2 separate regions of the Mus musculus genome follow, and region 2 is linked to region 1. Evidence: chromatin loops called from intact Hi-C (ENCODE). Cell type or tissue: gastrocnemius. All regions are shown on one strand. Each heading gives the region's core, and the rest is flanking DNA. Links, peaks and the distances in the headings are about the cores only.

What was found. Peaks named below come from ENCODE experiments on the same cell type or tissue, not always from the same donor. Only the 100,000 strongest peaks of a DNase experiment are listed, where the experiment ranks them.
Region 2: a loop joins it to region 1, with 3 times the contacts of the local background. A loop is called at or near these places in 17 of 42 quality-filtered maps.

The regions. Positions count from the first base shown.
Region 1 is chr5:122,874,316-122,882,315 of GRCm38, reverse strand. Kdm2b (lysine (K)-specific demethylase 2B) reads left to right here. Exons shown (of 23, transcript NM_001003953.2): 16 at 92-352; 17 at 566-679; 18 at 1,258-1,296; 19 at 1,464-2,143; 20 at 2,664-2,827; 21 at 2,910-3,071; 22 at 3,663-3,881. Among named protein-coding and RNA genes, the nearest start is that of Rnf34, 28 kb to the right of the region's middle. In gastrocnemius, for the core only: a CTCF peak has its summit at 872 (motif pointing right); a DNase peak (open chromatin) is centred at 892.
Region 2 is chr5:122,817,809-122,833,873 of GRCm38, reverse strand. It overlaps Anapc5 (anaphase-promoting complex subunit 5), which reads left to right and starts at 12,532. Exons shown (of 17, transcript NM_021505.3): 1 at 12,532-12,894; 2 at 14,187-14,266; 3 at 14,911-15,020; 4 at 15,870-16,053. The coding sequence starts at 12,724. In gastrocnemius, for the core only: no CTCF peak of the experiment used is centred there; DNase peaks (open chromatin) are centred at 11,932, 12,541 and 12,927; H3K4me3 peaks cover 2,767 bases; H3K27ac peaks cover 4,201 bases.

The DNA of each region.
Region 1 (8,000 bases), core at 1-8,000:
GTCAGTCAGGTAGGGTGCAGCGGGCTGAGAAAAGAAGAGCAAGTTCAAAGATATACAGTTGGATTGTTGTTCTCTCTTTTTGGCCTACAAGCAAAAGCGTGGCCCTGGCTTTAAGTATGCCTCCAACCTGCCTGGCTCCTTGCTCAAGGAGCAGAAGATGAACCGGGACAACAAGGAAGGGCAAGAGCCTGCCAAGCGGAGAAGTGAGTGTGAAGAGGCTCCCCGTCGGAGGTCAGACGAGCACCCCAAAAAGGTGCCTGCAGATGGCATCCTCCGCCGAAAGTCTGATGATGTGCACCTGAGGAGGAAGCGGAAATACGAGAAGCCCCAAGAGCTGAGTGGACGCAAGCGAGTACGAACTGGGAAGGCCTGGGTAGCAAACAGAAGGGTGGTGTGGCTGGTCTTAGGTGTGGGGTGTGGGGTGGGGACCAGGGAAAGTTAATGGGAACAACTTGGGATCCTGGCCTCTTAAGAGCTGCCCTGAGCAGGTCACCCAAATCCTGAGAGCCTGGCCCAAAAGAAAGAGAAAAGCCAGCGAAGTCACTCCTCTTCCCACTCCCTTTAGGCCTCGTCGCTTCAAACGTCCCCCGGTTCCTCCTCTCACCTCTCGCCGAGGCCCCCTCTAGGCAGCAGTCTCAGCCCTTGGTGGAGATCCAGTCTCACTTACTTCCAGCAGCAGGTGCTCCCACGCCCCACCCTCCTGAGGCCCTGGGGTTGAGGCCTCCAGGCTGTCCTCGGCTCCACTCCCCAGTACCCTTGGCCATTGCTCCTGGTTCCAGCAGTGGCCTGAGAAGCTCTGAGGTGGAAAAGCCTCTATTGGTTGGGGAAGCTGCAGCTGGGAAGAAAGATCCTGGTAGCCCTGCTTTGCTATGGGCCTTGCCATTAGTAGCCACAAGGTGGCGCCTGGAGAAGTTCCTGGCTTAGGCTTGGCTAGGGTTTTCTCCTGCCTGGTCTCCTGCTATGGGCTCCTTCAGCCATGACACTTCTGTTAGTGGGCAACTGTCATGGGCAACTGCAATCTCTGGTCTATTTCAGGTGGGAGGTCAGCTGGGTGGGAACGATTGACCATCTTCCATTATTTGTGTTATTCTCTGGAAAAGCATCAGGATGTCTGCTAGATGTAAAAGACATGGCTTTATAGGAAGATGTCCTTCTAGCCCTTACTGAAGAGACTGGGCTTGCGATGTGGTGGGGGTGTAAGGGGACCATTTTTCTCCAGTCCAGGAGCAAGCTCTGTATCCTTTCTTCCTATGACAGCTAAAACCTGGCAAAGAAGATAAGCTTTTCAGGAAAAAGGTACCATCTTCCCTTCCCTTGTGCACCTGCCATCAGAGCTGTAGGCAACACACCCGGTGGCCCAACTGTATCCCATGATAAGGTTGGGAAGTCTGGGATGGGTACTGCCCCAAACCCAGTGGGTTGATCCCAGGCCACCCACCATCATCCTTCCCTCCCTCCTGTAGCGGCGGTCCTGGAAGAACGCTGAGGATCGTCTGTCACTGGCCAACAAGCCCCTTCGGCGCTTTAAGCAGGAACCGGAGGACGATCTGCCTGAGGCACCTCCTAAGACCCGGGAGAGTGATCAGTCACGTTCCAGCTCACCCACTGCTGGTCCCAGCACTGAGGGAGCTGAAGGCCCAGAAGAGAAGAAAAAGGTGAAGATGCGCCGGAAGCGGCGACTTGTTAACAAGGAGCTGAGCAAAGAGCTAAGCAAGGAGCTCAACCATGAGATCCAAAAGACGGAGAGCACCCTGGCTCACGAGAGCCAGCAGCCCATCAAGTCAGAGCCTGAGAGCGAGAACGACGAGCCCAAGAGGCCCTTAAGCCACTGCGAGCGCCCCCACCGCTTCAGCAAAGGGCTCAACGGCACACCTCGGGAGCTGCGGCACTCGCTGGGACCTGGCCTGCGTAGTCCACCTCGTGTTATGTCCCGGCCCCCGCCCTCTGCATCCCCACCCAAGTGCATCCAGATGGAGCGTCACGTGATCCGGCCACCGCCCATCAGCCCCCCACCTGACTCGCTGCCCCTGGATGATGGAGCAGCCCACGTCATGCATAGGGAGGTGTGGATGGCAGTCTTCAGCTACCTCAGCCACCGAGACCTGTGTGTCTGCATGCGGGTCTGCAGGACCTGGAACCGCTGGTAAGGGACAGCTGTGTGAGAGGCCTTGGGTCCCAGGTCAGAGTAGTCCATAGAAGCTTGAATTGCTCATGGAGGCACCTGTTTGCTTTTCTAATATGGAAAACGAAGGACCGTGTACAATTCCTTGTCTAGACTTAGCTGAAGTTGACTGAGTGTGCCCATATTGACTAATTACAGCCGGACACTTTCCAGCATTCTAGTTTAAGCTGAGTTTCTGACCTTCCGTCATTATCAGGAGGATCCAGTACCTCCACGGGGCTTGTTAAGAGGCATCTCCTACAGAAGGTGTAGTAAAGCCCAGGAGGCATTTTATGGAGAGTTCTTGCTGTCATCTATCTAAGCATGTGGCTGACTGTCAACAGAGGTGCCCAAATGTCGGCAGGGTAGATGCTAAGTAAGTTACAGAGGGCTGAATCTTAAAGGAACTTCCTCCTTGAAGATGGCAAGCAGGAAGAGTTAGCAGAGCCAAGCAGGGCTTCCCCAGGTGAGACGGCTCTGATGACATTTCCTGTTTGGCCAGGTGCTGCGATAAGCGGTTGTGGACCCGCATCGACCTGAACCGCTGCAAGTCCATCACACCCCTGATGCTGAGCGGTATCATCCGGCGACAGCCTGTCTCCCTTGACCTCAGTTGGACCAACATCTCCAAGAAGCAGCTGAGTTGGCTCATCAACCGGTTGCCTGGTAAGCTTTGGGAAAGGATCCCAATTACGCAGTAATGATGGCCTGGATCGTCACCTGACTCCTTCTGCTTCTCGTCTCCTAGGGCTCCGAGACTTGGTGCTGTCAGGCTGCTCATGGATCGCTGTCTCAGCCCTCTGTAGCTCCAGTTGTCCATTGCTCCGGACCCTGGATGTCCAGTGGGTAGAAGGACTAAAGGATGCCCAGATGAGGGATCTCCTGTCTCCACCCACAGACAACAGGCCAGGTGAGTTGCCAGGCTGGGGCTGTCCCCTAAGGATCTGTCTCTTGGACCTGAGGTGACCAAGCTACCCTGTTCAATTTTTTTTTGGCTATCCGCTTTCTCTGGCCTCAGAGATGAGGGGCAGAATGTTCTTAGCTTGCTTTGGGTGTGAGCGTCAGCTGCCTGGGCGCCTCCCAGTCCCCCAGCCAAAGCTCAGATGGGTACAGGTATAAGGTGAGGGTCACAAGAGACAAGGACAGTGAGACATTTCTGAGCCAGCTGAACTATTATTATTTTTAAATGAAATTTAGGCTCTCCTATTTTCTGAATTTTCTTCATGGTAAAGGCAGAGAATAGCTTGGACTTGGTACTGCTAGAATGAAGTATAGTCTAAACAACTTAACACAGATCTTCCAACCATGTTTATGAATTCTGATTTCTCTGGAGAATCTAGAAACACAAATTCTGATGTGGAAGCTTCTAAGGATGAGATTCTGGCTTTGGCGTAGGGCACGCTTGAGGCCTATGGGGTTTAGAGTAACAGATCAACAGCAGGACGTTAGTTATGTCCCTGCTCAGGTTGATGGGTTGCCTCACTCCCATCTGTCCCAACAGGTCAGATGGACAATCGGAGCAAGCTCCGGAACATTGTAGAGCTGCGCCTAGCTGGCCTGGACATCACAGATGTCTCCCTGCGGCTCATTATTCGCCATATGCCCCTGCTCTCGAAGCTCCAACTCAGTTACTGTAACCACATCAATGACCAGTCCATCAACCTGCTCACTGCCGTCGGCACCACCACCCGAGACTCGCTGACAGAGGTCAACCTATCAGGTGAGGTGGGCCCCAGTATCTGGTTACAGCGGTTAAAAATACAAGTGAATGAGACCACCAACTCTAGAAAGGAACCGGTGCTAACATTAATGAAGGCATATAACAGTGGTTCCTGATCCAAACTGTCGCCTAGGACATATCTCAGGTGGTAAGAGACAAGATCATGCCTGCAGCCGGTGTGTGGGCAACAGCCATGGATGGCTGGGAGGCAGGGTCCACTGAATACAGGGTTGACCATGTTTCTGTCTGTGTTGCCATGTCTTGTGTGTGCCCCTAATGATCCTCTATCAAGGAGCCCATTGTTAGAAATGAAATTACTGTGGATAGTTCTACTCCTTATGTCTGTCACACTTCCCAGAATCCTCCTCCTTTCCATTGTTCTTTGGCTGGAGTTTATTCTGAGAATTTGGAGCTTAGTTGCACATATAGCAAGGTAGACAGTAGCAAGGCCACACTTTGTCAAGTTAGTCTGGATTGGAACTTATTTATGTGGGGAAAAAAATCACAAGTAAATACAAGGGAGAAAGTTGTGCTTTCTCAAGAAATTAAGGGACATCCTCACTTCACTAAAATTGCATTTGACACAACTGCATTCTGTCCTGCTGTTAGGACTCATGTCATTTCATTGTTAACCTGTCTTCATCACCGTATCCACGATGGGGTGGAAGTTTAGACAGTGTTGGATCATTCTGGTCCTTAGAAGCTATTCCGCCTCATTGTAAAGATTTGGTAGCAGGGATTTACCACTAAGTGAGGCCAAGAGCTATGCTGAAGGGAAATGTCATCACAGTGTACATGATGTGCAGCATAATGTCTGCTCAGGGACCCAGCTGAGACTTGAAAAGTGACAGAGCTGCCAGCATCTGGTTCTAAGCTCTTAATTATAGTAAATCTTCTTCCATGTTCTAGTTGTTATGGGAATATGTGGAAGTGTGTGTATAAATCATCTATATATTATTTCTCCATCACAACATACTGAGATCATCTTTTCATCTCAGGACACATATACCTACCTACATCCTTTAAAAAAAAAAAAAAAAAAAAAAAGCCAGTTGTTTCCTAGCCCCAAGTTCTCAGAAGATGAGAGGCAGTAGTATCTAAGTTTCAGCCCTCTGCTACATCATGTCGTTAAGGGATCTCTCTATACTCTCTCCGTGTCTTGTACTCACCTCCCGTTAATACAACTGAATTAATGATAAAGTGCTCCATGATGGTCACATTCGTGTGGCTGGAGGATCTGGCACCCGGTTGTTTCATTCCATCCTAGATATACAGATCAGGTGCTCAGGCAGGTCAGAGCTGTCTGGCCTTTTCCTAATCCTTACCAATTCAGGCAACCACTAGACCCCTTTATTGGGGTCCACCTTCCATCTATGTATTTCTACCATTTCCTTTCAGATGTGTGTGTACAAGGTAAGGATTTGTTACTTGCATTCTCCTGTTACTGATTCCTCTCTTTCCTCTCCGTTTTTCCAGTTTCTAAAGTTGGTAATATTGACCTTATGGTCTTGTCCACTTTGGTCACTAATTAAGCCAAATAATGTATCAAGTGCACTTCCTTTCCTGTGTGACTCTTGAGTTTTGCTAGTTAATAATTGCCTTTTCAATTTTGTCTAGCTTCTGAACAAAACTGAATATATCCCCTTACAAACGCACTGGTCACACAATCAGTTGTTTCTGCAGGACAGTGTCCCATCCCTGACCTTTTCTTTCTATTCCTTCTCAACTGTCTCCAAGATCTCATCTGAATTGGCTGCCGTCACTGCACCCCTGATATCCAGGGGCCTCACCACCAGCCCAGTTCTTATTTAATTACCCTTCTTCCTTGACTCCATTATTCTCCTTCCTGGGTGATCTCTTGTGTGGAGCACAACTGTGTGTATTCACATTTAGTTGATAGTTGAATATAAACCCAGTGTGTTTGTAAGCCACATTGCTTCTCCCCTGGCTTCTATAACTCCCAAAATCAGAAATAAAAATCAATTTAGTGCTTTATCTATTACTTACCTTTTTCCCAGTTTTGTAGCAGTTGTCTTTGACTGTAATTTTGTGTGTGTAAGGAGGAGGGAGGGAAGGGAGTTGGATCTTCTTGAGCTGCACTTATAAGAGGTGGTGAGCCACCAAATGTAGGTACTGGGAACCAAACTCAAGGCCTGGGCAAGAGCAGTACAGACTCTTAATCTTAACTGCTGAGCCTTTACTCCAGTTTCGTGTGTGTGTGTGTGTGTGTGTGTGTGTGTGTGTGTGTGTGTGTGTGTGTGAATGATCTCTAAAGTCACGAAGGGTTTTCCTCCCATATTTGTGTATGCTATGTGGTTGGTGATAACATCAGTTATCCCAGCATCATTTGTTGAAAAGGCTGTCCTATTTCTTCAATGCCCTTGTCAAAAATCATTTGAAGCAGAGGTAGGAAGATTTCTGATGCCAGCCTGGTCTACAGAGTGAGTTCCAGAGAGAAATCCTGTCTCAAAAAACAAACAAACAAATAACAAAAAAAAAAAAAAAAAAGAATGAATTCATTTGAATTTTGAAATGGCATATACTGCCAAGCCTCATGACCATAAGTTTGATCCTTGCATTCCACGTGATAGGAGTAGTCGACTTTCAGAATCGTCCTCTGATTTTTTCATATGCACCACAAATATATTTTAAAATTATTTAAACTAATTTTACTAGCCAGATGTGGTGCATCACACCTTTAATTTTAACATCCAGGATGCAGAGGGAGGAGGATTTCTGTGAGTTTGAGGCTACCTGGTCTACTTGGAGAGCCTTGAAACAGCCAGGGCTTTGTAGAGCTAACCTGTTTCCAATTGAACAACAATAGCACCAATAGTAGCAGTAGTGGTTGTTATTCTGTATTTTTACCTTGATTCTATTCCTTTATTCTATATAAATTTTGCTGCTGTTAATACCAGTTTTGACTGCTTTAGCTTTGCAATACGGTTTTCAATGAAAAAAAAATTAATCTTCTGACTTCAGAATACTTGGGTTCTGTTTACTAAATTTCAGGATGGGCTTTTTCTATTTTTGCTAAATCACTTTGCTCATCTTTGACAGTAGTAATGTCTTAATAGTTTAATCTTCTAATCCATGAACTTAGAATGTTTTCCCATTTATGTCTTATTTTAGTAGGTTTTTTGTTTTGTTTTTTGGTTGTTTTGTTATTTACCACTGTCAGTGGACAAGTCTTGTTCCCTTGAATTTACTTCTCTGGGGTTCCATTGTGCATGAGCTTGCAATTTTTTCATTGTTCTCATTTAGAAATGGAGCTATTTTTCTAAGCTTGCCAAAATGTTTTAAGTAAAACAAGGTTTTTTGTTTTGAAGTGTACTCTCTAAATACTTCACTTTTAATTAAAAATTGTACCATTTTTTACAATATTTTTTTGTTGTTTAAAAACCATCTTATCATTGGTAGGATTTCTCTTCCAATCTCACATTTTGGATTTTTTGTTTTTTGTTTTTAATTTATGTGTGTGTTACATACATGTATGGTACGTGCATCATGGGGTGATCAGTGCCAGCAGAAATCGGAAAAGGTGTCAGACCCCCTGGAACTGCTAACCCAGGTCCACTGAGCCATCTCTGCAGTTCTCATTTTTATATTGTGAACATTTTTAAACATACAACAGCAGCAGACAGTGCAGGGAACATAACTTGTTGTTTCAGTCTCATGTAACAATTAGAGACCTCCTAAGATCCTTCATAAGAATTCGGATCCTATAGTGATAGTGCTATCACAGGTAAAATAAAAGAACTAAAAATGAAACAGTATTCTTTTACTCTAGGTGAGACTGGAGATGAGAAAACTTTAAAAAAAAAAAAAAAAAGGATGCTTCTAAATAGAACCTCTCTCCCTCTTTCAAAGAGTCCCTTACTCTAATTAGCCTCTCGGGTGTTTCCCCAAGATGCAAAGGTGAATTTTAAGTATAAATAGAATAGAAAATTTGCCAGTATTAGAAGTAGGGGAGAGCACTCAATTTTTTTCATTTTTCAGTGTGACATATGAGGCCCATCCCGTGGTGAGCTGCCCCTGTCCTGTTGTCAGTAATCCTTGATACAGGAGCAGGAATGGAGATCAGTGATAAAGCCCTTGCTTATTACATAACAAGGCCCT
Region 2 (16,065 bases), core at 8,066-16,065, 57 kb after region 1:
GTCCTGACTTCCTTGGTGATGAGCAGCAATGTGGAAGTGTAAGCCGAATAAACTCTTTCCTCCCCAACTTGTTTCTTGGTCATGATGTTTGTGCAGGAATAGAAACCCTGACTAAGACTACACTTAAATTTATTTTATTTATTTATTTATTCATTTATTGGTTTTTCGAGACTGGGTTTCTCTGTGTAGCCCTGACTGTCCTGGAACTCACTTTGTAGACCAGGCTGGCCTCAAACTCAGAGATCTGCCTGCCTCTGCCTCCGGAGTGCTGGGATTAAAGGCGTGCGCTTAAATTTTTATTTTATTTCTTTTGTTGCTTTTGTTTTCGTTTTGAGACAGGCCTCTCTTTGTAGCCCCGGCTGACCTGAAGCTCTCGGTATAGACCAGAGAACCTCAAATTCACAGAGATTAGCGTGCACCACTATGCCCAGTATTGGACCGACATTTTTCAGACGCCCTTCGCTTATTTTAGGAACTACTACACATGACTCAGCCAGGCACTTGAGGCGAATTCAAATTTGATTTCACAGCGACTGGAAACGTGGGCTTCTTTAGGAACTGGAGTTTCCTCTCTGGGCTTTAAGCCGTTTAAGCTCACACACAGAAATGTGATTGTGTCAAGAGAAAATTCCAAGAACGCTACTACGGTTAACATTAACAGGCTTTCGGGGAAGGATTCCCTCCAGATAGCAATCTGCAGACAACTCATTTTGCAGCGAAGGCCACGTTCCCAGCCTTTGGCCACTGTAATTCTTCAATGAAAGGCACATGACCCAGGCTAGCCCAATGGAGAGCCAGCAGATCAAACAGTTTGTTTAAATTGTTTCATACTAAACAGGAAGAGGGGCACCCCCACAACCCACCCCTCCATCGCTTAATTGAATATGGGGAATGCAAAAAAAAAAAAAAAAATTGTCCAGAGTAAAAGGTTTCAATGCGGGGAGAGATGGCCCACGACTTAATCCCAGCACTCAGGAGGGAAAAGCAGATGGATCTCTGAATCGGGAGCCAGCTAGCCTGGTCTACAAAGTGAGTTCCAGGGCAGCCAGGGCTACACAGAGAAACCCTGTCTCCAAAAGCCAAAAGCGCACACTTTACACTTTGCACCACCCATACCGGAAACACCTGCCACTAAGAAACAGCTTCCGGAACCATCTCTCTACATTGCGGTTATAGACGGTCCTCTTGTTGAAGTATGAGCAAAGTTTTAAGGTTTTACAGAACCATAAGAGAAAGAAAACACAATGGTTTAGTCGTGGAGAACGATGATTTCGAATATTTTTCTGCTATCATGACTCAGTATGAAATTACCAAACTATCTGTGTCTTTGTATTTATTGTGTTATTGTGTTAGGATGTTTCTAAAAATTACTGTTTTGAGGAGCTGGCTTGAGGGTGAGTTTTTTATTTGTTTGTTTGTTTTTGCTTAGAAATGTTTAATTTAATTTTATTTATTTAGAATATAGTTTTTAAAGATGTATTTATTATTATACCTAAGTACACTGTAGCTGTCTTCAGACACACCAGAAGAGCGCATCAGCTCTCATTACAGATGGTTGTGAGCCAGTGTGTGGCTGCTGGGATTTGAACTCAGGACTTCAGGTTAAGTCAGTGCTCTTAACCGCTGAGCCATCTCTCCAGCCCCTTTATCTAAAATATTAATGCCATTTAGTTATTTTTCTGTTTATTTGTGTCGGGTCAGGATAAACGTGTGGAGGTCAGAGGCAAACTTCCTGGAGTGGCTTCTTTCCTTCTCCTGAGTAGCTCCCAGGATTGAATTTAGGTTGTCATGCTGGGCAGCAAGTGCCTTTATCGGAGCCATTTCTCTCATCTATTTATTTATTTTCTGTACCAGGCGTTTGTGAGTGTGTGTATGTGTGTACTTATAAAGGTCAGACCTGGAATTGGTTCCTAAAGAGATACTACTTTTTTTTTTTTCTTTTTTTTCAAGACAGGGTTTCTTTGTATTGCCCTGGCTGTCCCGGAACTCACTCTGTAGACCAGGCTGGCCTCGAACTCAGAAATCTGCCTGCCTCTAACTCCCAAGTGCTGAGATTAAAGGTGTGCGCCACCACGCCTGGCTAAGAGATACTACTTTGTGTTTTGAGACAGGGTCTCTCACCAAGGAGGCTAGGTTGGCAGCAGCTGTCCCAAAGATCATTTGTGCTGTCACTTTGCTTGAGGTAGGATTCCAAGCAGGTGCCATGATATGATACCTGGGTTTTTAAACTTAGGTTTTGGGTGTAGAAGCCCGTGAGGCTAGGTTAGCAAGCATTTAATGGATAAATAAACGTTTGAAAAGAAACATTTTAAAGAAATATATTTTAAAAACAACCTTTGGTATATAATTTTTCCATTTTTAAACAACATTTTTTTTTATTTTTATTTTATATGTATGGGTGCTTTGCCTACATATATGTCTATGCCCTGGCTGTCCTGGAACTCACTCTGTAGACCACGCTGGCCTCAAACTCAGAAATCCACCTGCCTCTGCCTCCCAAGTGCTGGGACTTAAAGGCCTGCACCACCACTGCCCAGCAGCCAACTGAATTTTATTTTAGGATTAGAACAGAATTTCCAATGATTTCTAAAGTGGTCCTAAACATACTATATGTAGGACATGATATATATTTATAAACACGGGGTCTTACACAAAATTCTTGCGTGGCCTGGAGAGGTGGCTCAGTGGTTAAAGCAGTGGCTACACTTGCAGAGGTGCTGGATTTGTTCCCAGCAGCTACCCAGTGGCTCACAACTACCTGTAATTCCATTTCTAGGGATCAGATGCCATTTTCTGCCCTCTGTGAGCACTGCATATACAGTGCATAGACATATATGTAGGCAAAGCAGCCATACATATAAAATAAAAATAAAAAAAATAAATGTTGTTTAAAAATGGAAAAATTATATACCAAAGGTTGTTTTTTAAAATATATTTCTTTAAAAAGTTTCTTTTCAAACGTTTATTTATTTATTTTATGTATACGAGCACACCATTGCTCTCTTCAGACACACCAGAAGAGGACATCAGACCCCATTACAGATGGTTGTGAGCCACCATATGGTTGCTGGGAATTGAACTCAGGACCTCTGGAAGAGCAGTCAATGCTCTTAACCACTGGGCCATCTCTCCAGCCCTTAAATATATTTCTTTATGATCTAGTCTCCTTATATACCGGAGGTTGTATGAAAATTTCTCAAATGAGTAAGGGTTCTGAGTGGAAAAAATTATTGTTAATTTTAAAATAATATTTTATCTTTGTGATTAGAATTACAACATTTCCTTTCTCTGTTCCTCCCTCCAAATCCTCCTATATACCCCTCTCCCCTATCCTTCAAAATCTTGGCTCTCAAAAAAAAAAAAAAACCCTAAATGTTATCGCATGCACATATGTATGTTCTTAAATATAGCCTGTTCGGCCAGGCGTGGTGGCACACGCCTTTGATCCCAGCACTCGGGAGGCAGAGGCAGGCGGATTTCTGAGTTCGAGGCCAGCCTGGTCTACAGAGTGAGTTCCAGGACAGCCAGGGCTACACAGAGAAACCCTGTCTCAAAAAACCAAAAAAAAAAAAAAATATATATATATATATATATATATATATATATATATATATATATATATATATAGCCTGTTCGGTCTGTTTAAGTATGTTTTCAGGGCTGACTGCTTGGCACTGAAAAGCCAGTTGGTGTGTTGTTTGCTGGGGAAGGTTAACTTCAGTGACAACATTTAAGACATCCTGGCCTTTCTGTTTAGTACCTTCCACACGCTCTTTTGGTTTGGTTTAGTTTGGTTTGGTTTGGTTTGGTTTGGCCCAAGTATATTATACTGTAATTGGGTCCAGTTACTGACTCAGAGGGATAAGTGTAAAAGCCATTGTAGCTAGGATTTTAATTACAGTTGATTCCAAAATTTCTGTAAGTAATTTCAAACAAGGCAGCTGTTTTTTATATTGGTCTTGCATAGACTCTTCAACTACAGCTGATTGAACGATGTGTTGTAATTCAAATTTTCTTTCTCTCTCTTTCTCTCTCTCTCTCTCTCTCTTTCTTTCCTTCTTTCCTTTAGAGTGTCTCTTAGGTAGCTCTGGATCTCCTAGAACTATATATGTGGGCTGGCCTCACACTCGCCAGCTCAAATGCTCTTCTTTTTTTTTTTTTTTTTTTTTTTTTTTTAGGGGAGGGGTGTTTGAGACAGGTTTTAGCTGTCCTGGAACTCTCTCAGTAAACCAGGCTGGTCTTAAACTCAGAGATCTGCCTGTCTCTGCCTCCAAAGTGCTAGGACTAAAGGCATGCGCCATCACCACCTAACTCAAATACTCTTATTTTATTTTGATTAATTTTTTCTCTTATACATTATATCCCACTGAAGTTTCCCCTCCCTCCTTTCCCCCCAGTCCCTCCCCATCCCCACCTCCTCTCTAGCCATCGACTTTATCTCCCTTCAGAGAAGGGCAGGACCCTCCAGGAATATCAACCAAACATGGCATATCCAGTTCCAATAAGATTAGACACTTCCGCTGGACGTGGTGGTGCACGCCTTTAATCTCAGCACTCGGGAGGCAGAGGCAGGCGGATTTCTGATTTCCAGGCCAGCCTGGTCTACAAAGTGAGTTCCAGGACAGCTAGGGCTATACAGAGAAACCCTGTCTCAAACAAACAAACAAACAAACAAACAAACAAACAAACAAAAAGATTAGACTTTTCCTTTATATTGAGGCTGGGCAAGGCAGCAGTAGGAGGTCAAGGGACCCAAAAGTAGGTAAAAGTCCCTCCCCTCCCCCTGTTCCCTCTGTTAGGAGTTCCACAAAACCACCAAGCTATACCACAACTATAACATACATGTAGAGAGCCTAGGTTAGCCCCACGAAGGCTCCCAGATTGTCTTGTTCAGTCTCAGTGAGTCCGGACTTGTTGCTTCTGTGGGTTTTCTTGTGGTGTCCTTGACCCCTGTGGCTCCTAAATCCTTTCACCCCCACTTAGGATTCCCAAAACTTGGCCTACTTTTTTTTTTTGGCCGTGGGTCTCTGCATCTGTTTTCATCAGTTGCTGAATGAAGCCTTTCTGATGACAATTGGATTAGGCATCGATCTATGAGTATAGCAGAATATCAATATCATTAGGGATCATTTCATTGATTTTTTTTTTTTTTTTTTTTTTTTTGGCCAGTCGTCTTTAGATCTATACTTGACTTTTAGGCTGTTTGGCTCAAATACTCTTTTTTTTTTTTTTTAAATGAGTTTTTTTAAAAAATATTTATTTGTTTGTTGCTGGTATAAACCTACTTTCCTGCCTAGGTACAAGATTTATTTATTTTTGTTTTATTTAGGTGTATGAGTCCGGTGTCGTGCCCCCCCCCCCCCCCCGGGCATCATGTTTGCGCCTGGTGCTTGTGGAGGCAGAAGAGGGCATTGGATCCCCTGGAACTAGAGTCTCCAATGGTCAGGAGCCACTATGTGGGTGCTGGGAATTAAACCTGGGCCCTTTGCAAGAACAGCCAGTGCTCTAACCACTGAGCCATCTCTCTAACCCTTCAAATATTAACAGTTTTTTCTTTGGTGTACTCTTCAACATCATTTTTATTTACTTGATTTTTCATTTGTTTTTTGTTTTGTTTTTGTTTTTTTGAGACAGGGTTTCTCTGTGTACCTCTGCCTTGCCTGGAGTTTGCTATTCTATAGACCAGGCTGGCCTTGAACTCAGAGATCCACCTGCCTCTGCCTCCTTAACGCTGGGATCAAAGGAGTGTACCACCACTGACTGGCTGACTGAGCCATTTTGAAAGCCCAATTTTTTTTTTTTTTTTTTTTTTTTTGTGAGAATCTCATATAGGCCAGCTGACCTTCCTTTTGATAGGCTAGGAACTCCACAGGACCTTGATAGAATGACCTTGAACACCAGGTCTCCTCACTGGAGGTTTTGCACCTTCCATCCTTCTTCTTTCATTTATTTTATTTTTTTTCTTTTTCTTCTTCTTTTTTTTTCTTTTGGTTTTTTTTTTTTTTTTTTTTTTTTTCAAGACAGGGTTTCTCTGTGTAGCCCTGGCTATCCTGGAACTCACTCTGTAGACCAGGCTGGCCTCGAACTCAGAAATCTGCCTGCCTCTGCCTCCCCAGTGCTGGGATTAAAGGCTTGCGCCACCATGCCAGGCTCCTTTCATTTATTGCTTGTTTATTTGTCTTTTGTTGTTTGTTTATACTTGGTGCTGTAGGGAGCCCCGACTTTTTGTATTTTGCTAGTCCTATACAGCTGAGGTATACCCACAGGCTCTAGAAAGTGCTTTTCTCAAGTGTCAAATGGTAAAAATAATTAGCTACTCTTTTTTGTTTGTTTGTTTTTTGTTTTAGAAAAGCCATTCTGAATCCTAACTGAAATGAAAAGAGATAAGAATGAAATAGACTTGAGCTCACTCAAACAAAAACATCCTTGATTCAAGGCCAAAAAAGAGCTCTCTCAGGAATCTTGCCAGTGGTACTCAAAAGAAAAAAGCAGTATTATTTTAGCAAAGGCAAATTGGAAAATTCAGAGGTGTGTTCAGAAATATCACCCAAAACCATGATCTGTAACTCAAATACACAGAGATTGCTAAATTTTTTTTTAATTTTTAAATTTTTGTTTTTTTTTTTCTAGACAGGATTTCTCTGTGTAGCCCTGGCTGTCCTGGAACTCACTCTGTACATCAGGCTGGCCTTGAATTTAGAGATCCACTTGCCTCTGCCTCCCAAGTGCTGGGATTAAAGGCGGTTGCCACCACCGCCTGGCTTACAATTATTATTTTTTAAAAAATATAATCTCTTCTCGGCCTTTTGGCTAAGATCAAGTGTAAAAAATATATTTATGGGGGCTGGAGAGACGACTCAGAGGTTAAGAGCACCGACTGCTCTTCCTAGAGGACATGAGTTCAATTCCCATTAACCACATGGTGGCTCACAACTATCCGTAATGAGATCTGATGCCCTCTTCTGGGGTGTCTGAAGAGTACTTACATATATAATACTTATAAAGACATGTCTTTAAAAAAATATATTTATTTTAGTCAGCTGGGGGTGCATGCCTTTAATCCCAGCAGTTGGGAGGCAGAGGCAGGAGGATTTTTGAGTTCGAGGCCAGCCTGGTCTACAAAGTGAGTTCCAGGACAGCCAGGGCTACACAGAGAAACCCTGTCTCCAAGCAAGCAAACACACAAAGTAAATAACTAAATAAATATTTGTGTTTATGAATGTGTTTGCTTGAATATTTGTCTATGAACCATGTGTTTGCCTGGTGCCATGGAGGCTAAAGGAAGGTGTCAGATCCCTTGGAACTGGTGTTACATGATTGTAAGCCACCGACCATATGGGTAACTGGGAGGCATCCAGTGCTCTTAACTGCCGAGCTATCTCTCCAACCCCAGTTGTTTCAATCACCGTGACCCTCCATTTAGGGCCTTTATTCCCAAAATCCCAGGCTTTAGGAGTGGAGGCAGGGGGACAGTGGATTTGATGAGTACCCCTTCCCTCACACACAGGGGGTACACAACCCTAGAAGATAGAAGGAATTCCAAATGAGTCTAGATAAAAGGTTGGCAATTTTTAGAAAGATTTTGATTGAGGCTTGTATATCATCTTTGGTGATTGTAAATGAAAGCCAATAGTGGAGAATCCTTGTGTCCAGTCTGTTTCTCTTAGTCTGGAAGCGTGTTCATGGCAACTGTTCTTATCTCGGCCATCCAAAGGTCTCCATCCCAAATGGTCACCTTGTTTGAACATCAGCTGAGTTAATGGTCCTGTTGCTTTGTGTGTGTCTGGCTTGTCTGTAAATGAGTGTGAGCGTCAGCCTGTCTGTCTGGGCAGTAAACTGCTAGCAGGGAGAGGCAGGGTCTGAGCGGATTCTCTCTGTGAGTCACTTAGCAGCACAGGTAATTAGGGCTCTAATGAATGTGCTGGCTGTGATCTTTAGAAAGGGGCTGAGTCCTTTTCATTATCTTCTTCATCCTCCCAGTGCCTCTCTGGCCTGAGGGGGAAGTTGACTTGCTTTTCTCTGCATACACTATGAGCCCTGGAAATGTAGGCCCAATAGGATAATTGAGATCTAGCTGCAGTGTGTATTGGATGTGAATGTTGGAAACGTTACATTTTCCCATTTCTTTAGCTACCAGGATACTATAGACAGATCGTTAGGAACAACTTGAACTATGATTCAGTTCTGGATGAAACTGGCATTTTGTGTGCTACTCAATGGGCTGACTTTCAAATAGATGAGAATCCCAGAGCTTCTTTTGGACCGTCACCGATTATTGTCTGGGTGCAGCAGGGAGCGCGTGATTTGGGAAGGGCCTGGAAATGGGATTCAGGGTTCCTAGTGCGCTCCACAAGTGCTCTCTCATAGAACCGCACCCCCAGCCTCTTTTAAAATACATTCTTATTATATCTGTCCGTCCGTCTGTCTGTCTACCTATCTGTGTATGTGTGTGCACATGCCACAACCCGGGTATGGAGGACAGAGGACAGCTTGAGGGGATCCTTTTTCCCCTTGCACCCTGTGAGTCCTGAGCCCGGAACTAATGTCGGCAGGGTTGATGTTTCCGGTCCTTTACCTGATGAGATGTCTGTTTGCACTCATGGGCAGTGCACAATGGAGGCCCCTTCCCCATGCCTCCATTTTTTTCAAATCGTTGTTTTGGCCCTGCCCTCCTCCCCCAAAGGATTTTAAGTGGGGCAAGGCAAGGTCGGTTTTATGGAGTAGAAAGATGATTTGTCTTCAGGTCCAGTGGCAACAAGCTGGAAAGTAGAAGCAAGAGGTCTCAAAAAAAAAAAAAAAAAGCTAGATGTGTGGCAGTACACACTGTGATGATCTTGGTGGTTGGGAGGTTGAGGCAGGAGAATAGCCATAAAATCAAAGCCAGAGTGGCCTAATGTTAGGTTTAGATTAACCAAGCTAAGTTGCAAGATCCTGTCTCAAAAAACTCAGCCCTCTCCACAGAAAAGTCTTCAATTTTTTTTTCAAAGAATTATTTGATATATATGAGTACACTATCGCTGTCTTCAGACACACCAGAAGAGGGCGTCAGATCCCATTCCAGATAGTTGTGAGCTATCACATGGTTGCTGGGACCACTGAGCGATCTCTCCAGCCCAGCCCCAGCAGGATTTTCACAAGTACTGTGATTGGGGTCTGCCCCTTCGGGAAGGTTTGGGTTTGACTAGCAGCAGGTAAACCAGTTCTCTGAGACCGCTCTGCTGGCTCTCCCATCTGTAACGGGAGCTGCAGATGTCACATTGAAGAGCAACTCTCTGATGACTCAGAGGAAAAGCTGGTGTGGTTGTGCTCCAGGTGTTCAGTGTTCTCAGATAATGTAAATCAGGCATCTGCCTGCCGTGCAAAATAACTTCAAAGCCTACTAGTTTTCAGTCCTTTCTTTCTTTCTTTCTTTCTTTCTTTCTTTCTTTCTTTCTTTTTAGGATTCATTTTTAAAAATTTTATGTACATGAGGTATTATTTTTGCTAGCATGTATACACACACACACACACACACACACACCCTGAGCAAGCCCAGTACCTGAGAGCAGAAGAGGGCTTTGGAGTCCCTGGAACTAGAGTTACAAATGTTTGTGAGCCACCTTGTGGATGGGGGGATTGAACCTGTGTCCTCTGCAAGAGCAGTAAGTGCTCTTTACTGTTAAGTCATCTCTCCAGACCTAATTTTTTTTAATCATTTGCATGTATGGTTGCTTATGTAGAGGTATGTGCATGTATGTGCAGTACCAGAGGAGACCAGGAGGAGTCAGAGCTCCCAGAGCTGGGTTAAAGATAATTGGAAAAGTTTGGCAATGGTAGAACACACCTTCAATCCCAGACCTTGGGAGGCAGAGGCAAAACGAGCTAGGTCTATAGAGCAAGTTCTAGGACAGCTAGAGCTACACAGAATGTCTTTACTGCTGTGAATAGACACCATGACCAAGGCAACTCTTATAAAAAGAACAACACTTAATTGGGGCTGCTTACAGGTTCAGAGGTCCAGTCCATTATCATCAAGGTGGGAGCATGGCAGCATCTACGGTGCACACAGTGCAGGAGGAGCTGGGAGTTCTACATCTTCATCTGAAGGCTGCTAGCAGAATACTGACTTCCAGGCAGCTAGGATGAGGGTCTTAAAGCCCACACCCACCCACAGTGCCACACCTACTCCAAAAAGGCCACACCTATTTGAACAGGGCCACACCTAATAGTTAATAGTGCCACTCCCTGGACGGAGCATATACACACAGGAAAACCTTATCTTTTTTTTTTTTTTTTTTTTTTTTTGAGACAGGGTTTCTCTGTATAGTCCTGGCTGTCCTGGAACTCACTTTGTAGATCAGGCTGGCCTTGAACTCAGAAATCCACCTGCCTCTGCCTCTTGAGTGCTGGGATTAAAGGCGTGCGGCACCACGCCTGGCTGGAAAACCTTATCTTGAAAAAAATAAAAAACAACTCAAACAACCCAACAAGCCCCCCCACCCCTACATAAATAGTTACGTGGTCTCTGATGTAGGTGCTGCGGCACAAACTCTGGTTCTCTGGAAAAGCAGCTTAGCCACTGAGTAATCTCTTAGGACAAATATCACTTATTAAACAAACAGGACTGACAGAAGAAAACAGGCCCAATTTGTGTTTGTATGCAGCAGAAGTTGAATAGTACATATCTTTTTTTGTTTCAAGAGCTATGAAAACGGGGGCTGGAGAGATTAAGAGCACTGACTACTCTTCTGAAGGTCCTGAGTTCAATTCTCAGCAACCACATGGTGGCTCACAACCATCCGTAATGAGATCTAACACCCTCTTCTGGTGTGTCTGAAGACAGCTACAATGTACTTACATATAACAATAAATAAATCTTGGGGCCAGAGTGAGCAGGGCCAGAGCAAGCAGAGGTCCTGAGCTCAATTCCCAGCAACCACATGATGGCTCACAACTATCTGTACAGCTACAGTGTACTCATATACATACATAAATAAATAAATCTTTTAAAAAACTTTAAAAAATAAAGAGCTATGAAAACTACTGAGAATGACTAATCACTGATAATATTTTTATTTTAAAATACTTATTTATTTTTATTTTATTTGTACGAGTACTTTGCCTGCATATATATCTCTGTACCACATGGCTGTCTGGTGCCCGCAGAAGCCAGAAGATACTGATGGACCATGTGGGTTCTGGGAACCAAACCCAATTTCTCTGCAAGAACAGCAAGTGCTCTAGTGCTCTTAACAACCGGGCTGTTTCTTCAGCCCTGATAATAATACTTTAAGCTCTAGAGAACTAAGTGTCTTGAGAAATACAGATAAGTAGAAGGGGCATTGTGAAAAGTCAGACTGAAAATACTGTAGACCGGGGGTTGGTTTTAAGAGCTTCATTTACCTGATGTTGGACTTTGTAGTGACTTAGGTGGGATACAGATATCCATTCACAAGAAGGTGGTCTTACCTTTTGTTTCACTATGGGTATCGCACTTGCAAACTGACACGTAGCTGCCTACAAATGGCATTTGTGAGATGTTGAAGAAAAACATGGGCTCTTGTCCTTACAAAAGGAGAATAAGGACAGGCATGGTGGCTCCCTACTGCTAGTAGGGAGGCAGAGGCAGGTTCTACAAAGGGCTGCATGGTGACACCTTGTATCAAAAAAATTTAATATGAGTGAAAAAAATGCTTTTTGTTTTTGTTTTTCTAGACAGGGTTTCTCTGTGTAGCCCTGGCTGTCCTGGAACTCACTCTGTAGACCAAGCTGGCCTTGAACTCAGAAAAGAAATCTGTCTGTCTCTGCCTCCCACGTTCTGGGATTAAAGTCGTGTGCCATCATTGCCTAGCGAAAAAAAAGTTTTTTGAGGCAGGGTCTTCTTAACTATGCAGACCTAGCTGGCCTGGAACTGGCTTTATAGACCAGGTTGGCCTCGAATTTATGGAGATGTGCTTGCCACTGCCTGTGCCTCCAGGTTGCTGGAGTAAGAGGCAGGGAGCTATCACATCTAGTATGCAAATATAATTTAAACATGCCAATTTAATCCCATTGCTTTTAAATACAATGATTTAAAAATGTCTTTTGGGCAGGGTAGATCATTCAAATCATCTCAGCTATTGTCGCGAGTTCAAGGCCAGTTTATGCTACTTAGTAAGTTTTTTTTTTTTTTTCTCCAAAAGGGGAGGAGCATCGCTTCAGCTGAAGGTCTTTGTTAAGAGAGCTTCCCTGGTATACACATATACAGGCGAGGTGTCTTGTTCAATTTCGTGTACCGCTAGAGGCAAAGATGCAATTAAATGGGGGCGAGAAGGAAGATCAAATTAAATAAATACACGCGTGGCCTGTAGTTCACGCTGTCTCTGATCAAAATCCCTGCGTCTTCCTCCCAGATCCCTGTCCACGTCGACTAGGAACCTGGTCGCCTTGGTTGAGCGTTTCTGTAGGGAACCGATTTGCCATAACACCATTTATGTCCCACCCCCTCCCCTACCCCCGCTCACTACAGGTTTGGCTGTTTTGATTGGCTGTCAGTCTTCCTTCTGGTCTTTGATTGGTCGAAGGCACCGCCGGGGTGGGAGAGGGACACTGAGGCCCCCGCTACTGTGGGAAACAGTCTTGGGCGGGTTAAGGTGCCGGGCGGCTGCAGCCATGGCGTAAAGGCGGCTCGTGGGCGCGGCGCGTGGCAGGCCTGGAGAGGGCCTGTCCTTGCCGGCGTCCACGAAGAGCCAGGACTTCAGCCCGATGATGACCAACGGGGTAGTGCACGCCAACTTGTTTGGCATCAAGGACTGGGTGACGCCCTATAAGATCGCCGTCCTGGTGCTGCTCAACGAGATGGGCCGCACGGGCGAGGGCGCCGTCAGCCTCGTGGAGCGGCGGAAGCTCAACCAGCTGCTCCTGCCCCTGCTGCAGGTGAGGGGCGCCCGCTCTTTCCCGCCCATTACCGCACGCGCGCGCGCGCTTCGCGTGGGCCCCGCCCTGAGCTGGAGGGCAGGGAAGGTCCAGCCCCGGGGGAGGGGCCCTGGGGGCGGGGCTTCATCTTGTCACTGAAAAAGAACACTAGCAACTGCATGATATTTCATCCTAAGCTAACCGGCATGGTTTAACTCTTTTCCTATAAATGATAAGTTTTGAGGGTTTTTTTTTTTGTTTTTGTTTTAACATATAGGTTCTTTTAGTTTGGTTTGTTTGTCTTTTTTTGTTTGTTTTTGGGTTTTTTTTGGTTTTTCGAGACAGGGTTTCTCTGTCCTGGAACTCACTTTGTAGTGGTTTGTTTTTCTTTTTTTCTAACTTGTTTATTTATTATATGTAAGTACACTGTAGTTGTCTTCAGACACCCCAGAAGAGGGGGTCAGATTTCATTACAGATGGTTGTGAGTCACCATGTGGTTGCTGGGATTTGAACTCAGGACCTTCAGAAGAGCAGTCAGTGCTCTTAACCGCTGAGCCATCTCACCAACCCGTGGTTTGTTTTTCAAGACAGGGTTTCTTTGTGTTGCCCTGGATGTCTTGGAACTCGCTCTGTAGACCAGGGTGGCCTCCAACTCAAGAGATCCCCCTGCCTTTGTCTCCTGAGTGCTGAGATTAGAGCTGTATACCCAGCCATACAGGCAATCTTAAAATAGTATATGTCAAATACAATTTCCCAAGAAGTCGAGTTGGGTTACCTACATCTAGAGTGGTGTAAACACTGACTTTCTAAAAATGGCCCCAGTGAGTAATTTTAAACCTTGTCTAGAGAAGGCTCTGCTTCTGGGTTAGCCTTCCTTCCCCAGTTCAGAAAACGATGAAATGTGTTTATACTCAGGAGAACTAGAGCACCCACCTTTGTATAGTGCTTCCCGGTGTGCAAAGCCTTTCACAGTCTCCCACTTAACTTTTCCACAGACAAAGGAGATAGTGATTATTAAGTCCATTTAACTGATGGAGACGGGCTCAGCGTTGCCTGTTAAGAGTAACAAAGGAAAGAGAGCCTTATCCTATAAATCCTGTTCATTTTTCTTTCTCCTTTTTTTTTTAATAGATTATTCCATTGACTAAAACCAATCTACAAATGTGAAGTATGTCTTCGTATTTTGCATAGTCAGGAAAATCCTGATTCCATGTGTCTCGTTTGGAATGATTGATAAATGACTCTTTTCAGTCGTTTCTCAGTCCGAAGCTCTTTGCCCGTTATCTCTAACCTTATTTTCTCCTTTACACAGGGCCCAGATATTACACTGTCAAAGCTGTACAAGCTAATTGAAGAATCGTGTCCTCAGCTGGCAAATTCAGTGCAGATCAGGTGAACTTTCTCTCTGCAAAGGGCTGGGTGAAGATTACCAAGGAGTGGGGAGCAGTTAAGTCTAAGATGATAGGGGCGTGGCTCTGTTGGTAACGTGCTTGCCTCTTGTGCACAAGGCCTGGGTTCCATGCCCAGCACTTTAAACTAGACATAGTGGTCCACAGCTGTAACCCATGCCTTTGGGGGCTAGAGGCAGGAAGAACAGAAGTTCAAAGTCCTCCTGGGCTACAAAGCAGTTCGGAAGTTAGCTGGGATACATGGGGGAACCAAAGTTATGATTATTAGAGGGGTTGTTCTAAGAGCTTTTATTTAGATGTTTTTTTAATGGATTGCATTAGAAGTTAGGTTCATGTATTCTTCCCCCATGTGTATAATTTCCTATGCAATTACCTCTCTTTTAGTTGTTTTAGATAATTCCATTTTTACTTTGACGAATGTTATACAGTTAAGTTAGCAATGTGTGATACTCTTGAGGAATATGGGGATGACATTTTAAATGGATTGTAAAGTTTGTCTTAGAGCCCCAGCTTTAAACAAACCTTGAAATCCCCTTTAAAGCAGACTTGTCTATAATTCAGGACTATGGAATGTGCAGGGTGTGCAGCGAGCCTTCCTAAACCATGCATCCCGATTTTCTCATTCAGAATCAAGCTCATGGCTGAAGGCGAACTGAAGGATATGGAACAATTTTTTGATGACCTTTCAGATTCTTTTTCTGGAACTGAACCAGAGGTTCACAAAACGAGTGTAGTAGGTATGGAACTTCTCCGGAGAGCAGGGAGCGTTCCCATTGAAGTGAGCGGCGTTCTGAGGGGCATCTGTCCTGACTTGGGTGTACAGAAGCAAGCAGACTAGGGTGCTGGCTGTGTGCGGTTTGTATTCACTGCCTTCCTGTTTCGTTCTCTATTCGACCGTAACCTGTGGGGAGGCAGCTCTGTTCTCCTGGAGTAGTTAGCCTGGGCCTGGGGTCTTTAGGGTCGCTCAGCTCTTTTCACAGTCCTGCGGACCACTTGACTGGGTTGTGCCAACTGTAAGTGGGGTCACCAGCCACACTTAGGAAGCGAGGTGAGTGGAGACCGCTCTTAAGCTTTAGTGTTGAAGCGCGTGTGCACGTGACATTTCTTTGATGCTTTTGTACTAACTGTGTCCCGTGGGCCCCCCCACCCCCACACTCTGTTGCATGGTCATTTTTATGTTAGTCGACATCAGTTGGTTATTGATCTCCTGTCCCCAGGTCATGGATGTACAAGGTAGACATAGCCTTGCCTCTGACAGAGACAGGTGTGCTGGAAGGAGGGATGGCAGATGTTCAAAGGGAAATCAGTAAATAAGATAACATAATTACACCTCAGCTTTTGACTAGACTCACATACAATAACTATGGTAGCTTCAGAGAGTTTGAATAGCCGTGAGGAAAATGGAGGCCTGAAGGGCTAGAGGTGGGAGAGGCCTGAGACCTGAATGGAGGGAGAGCATGCGGGAAGAGCACTGGAGGAGGAGGGACAGCACCTCTGATTCCTCTGAGGGGAATGGGGCTGGAAGTTGTTGTGAGTCTTGGGCTATCAGCTAATGCTTTCTCCTTGTCTGTGGTCTTATCTTGTAGGTCTGTTCCTGCGCCACATGATCTTGGCCTACAGTAAGCTTTCTTTCAGTCAAGTGTTTAAGCTGTACACTGCCCTCCAGCAGTACTTCCAGAACGGGGAGAAAAAGACGGTGGAAGATGCTGATATGGACCGAGAGGATGGAGAGAAACAGATGGAGAAGGAAGAGCTCGACGTGTCCGTGAGGTAACTCGGGTT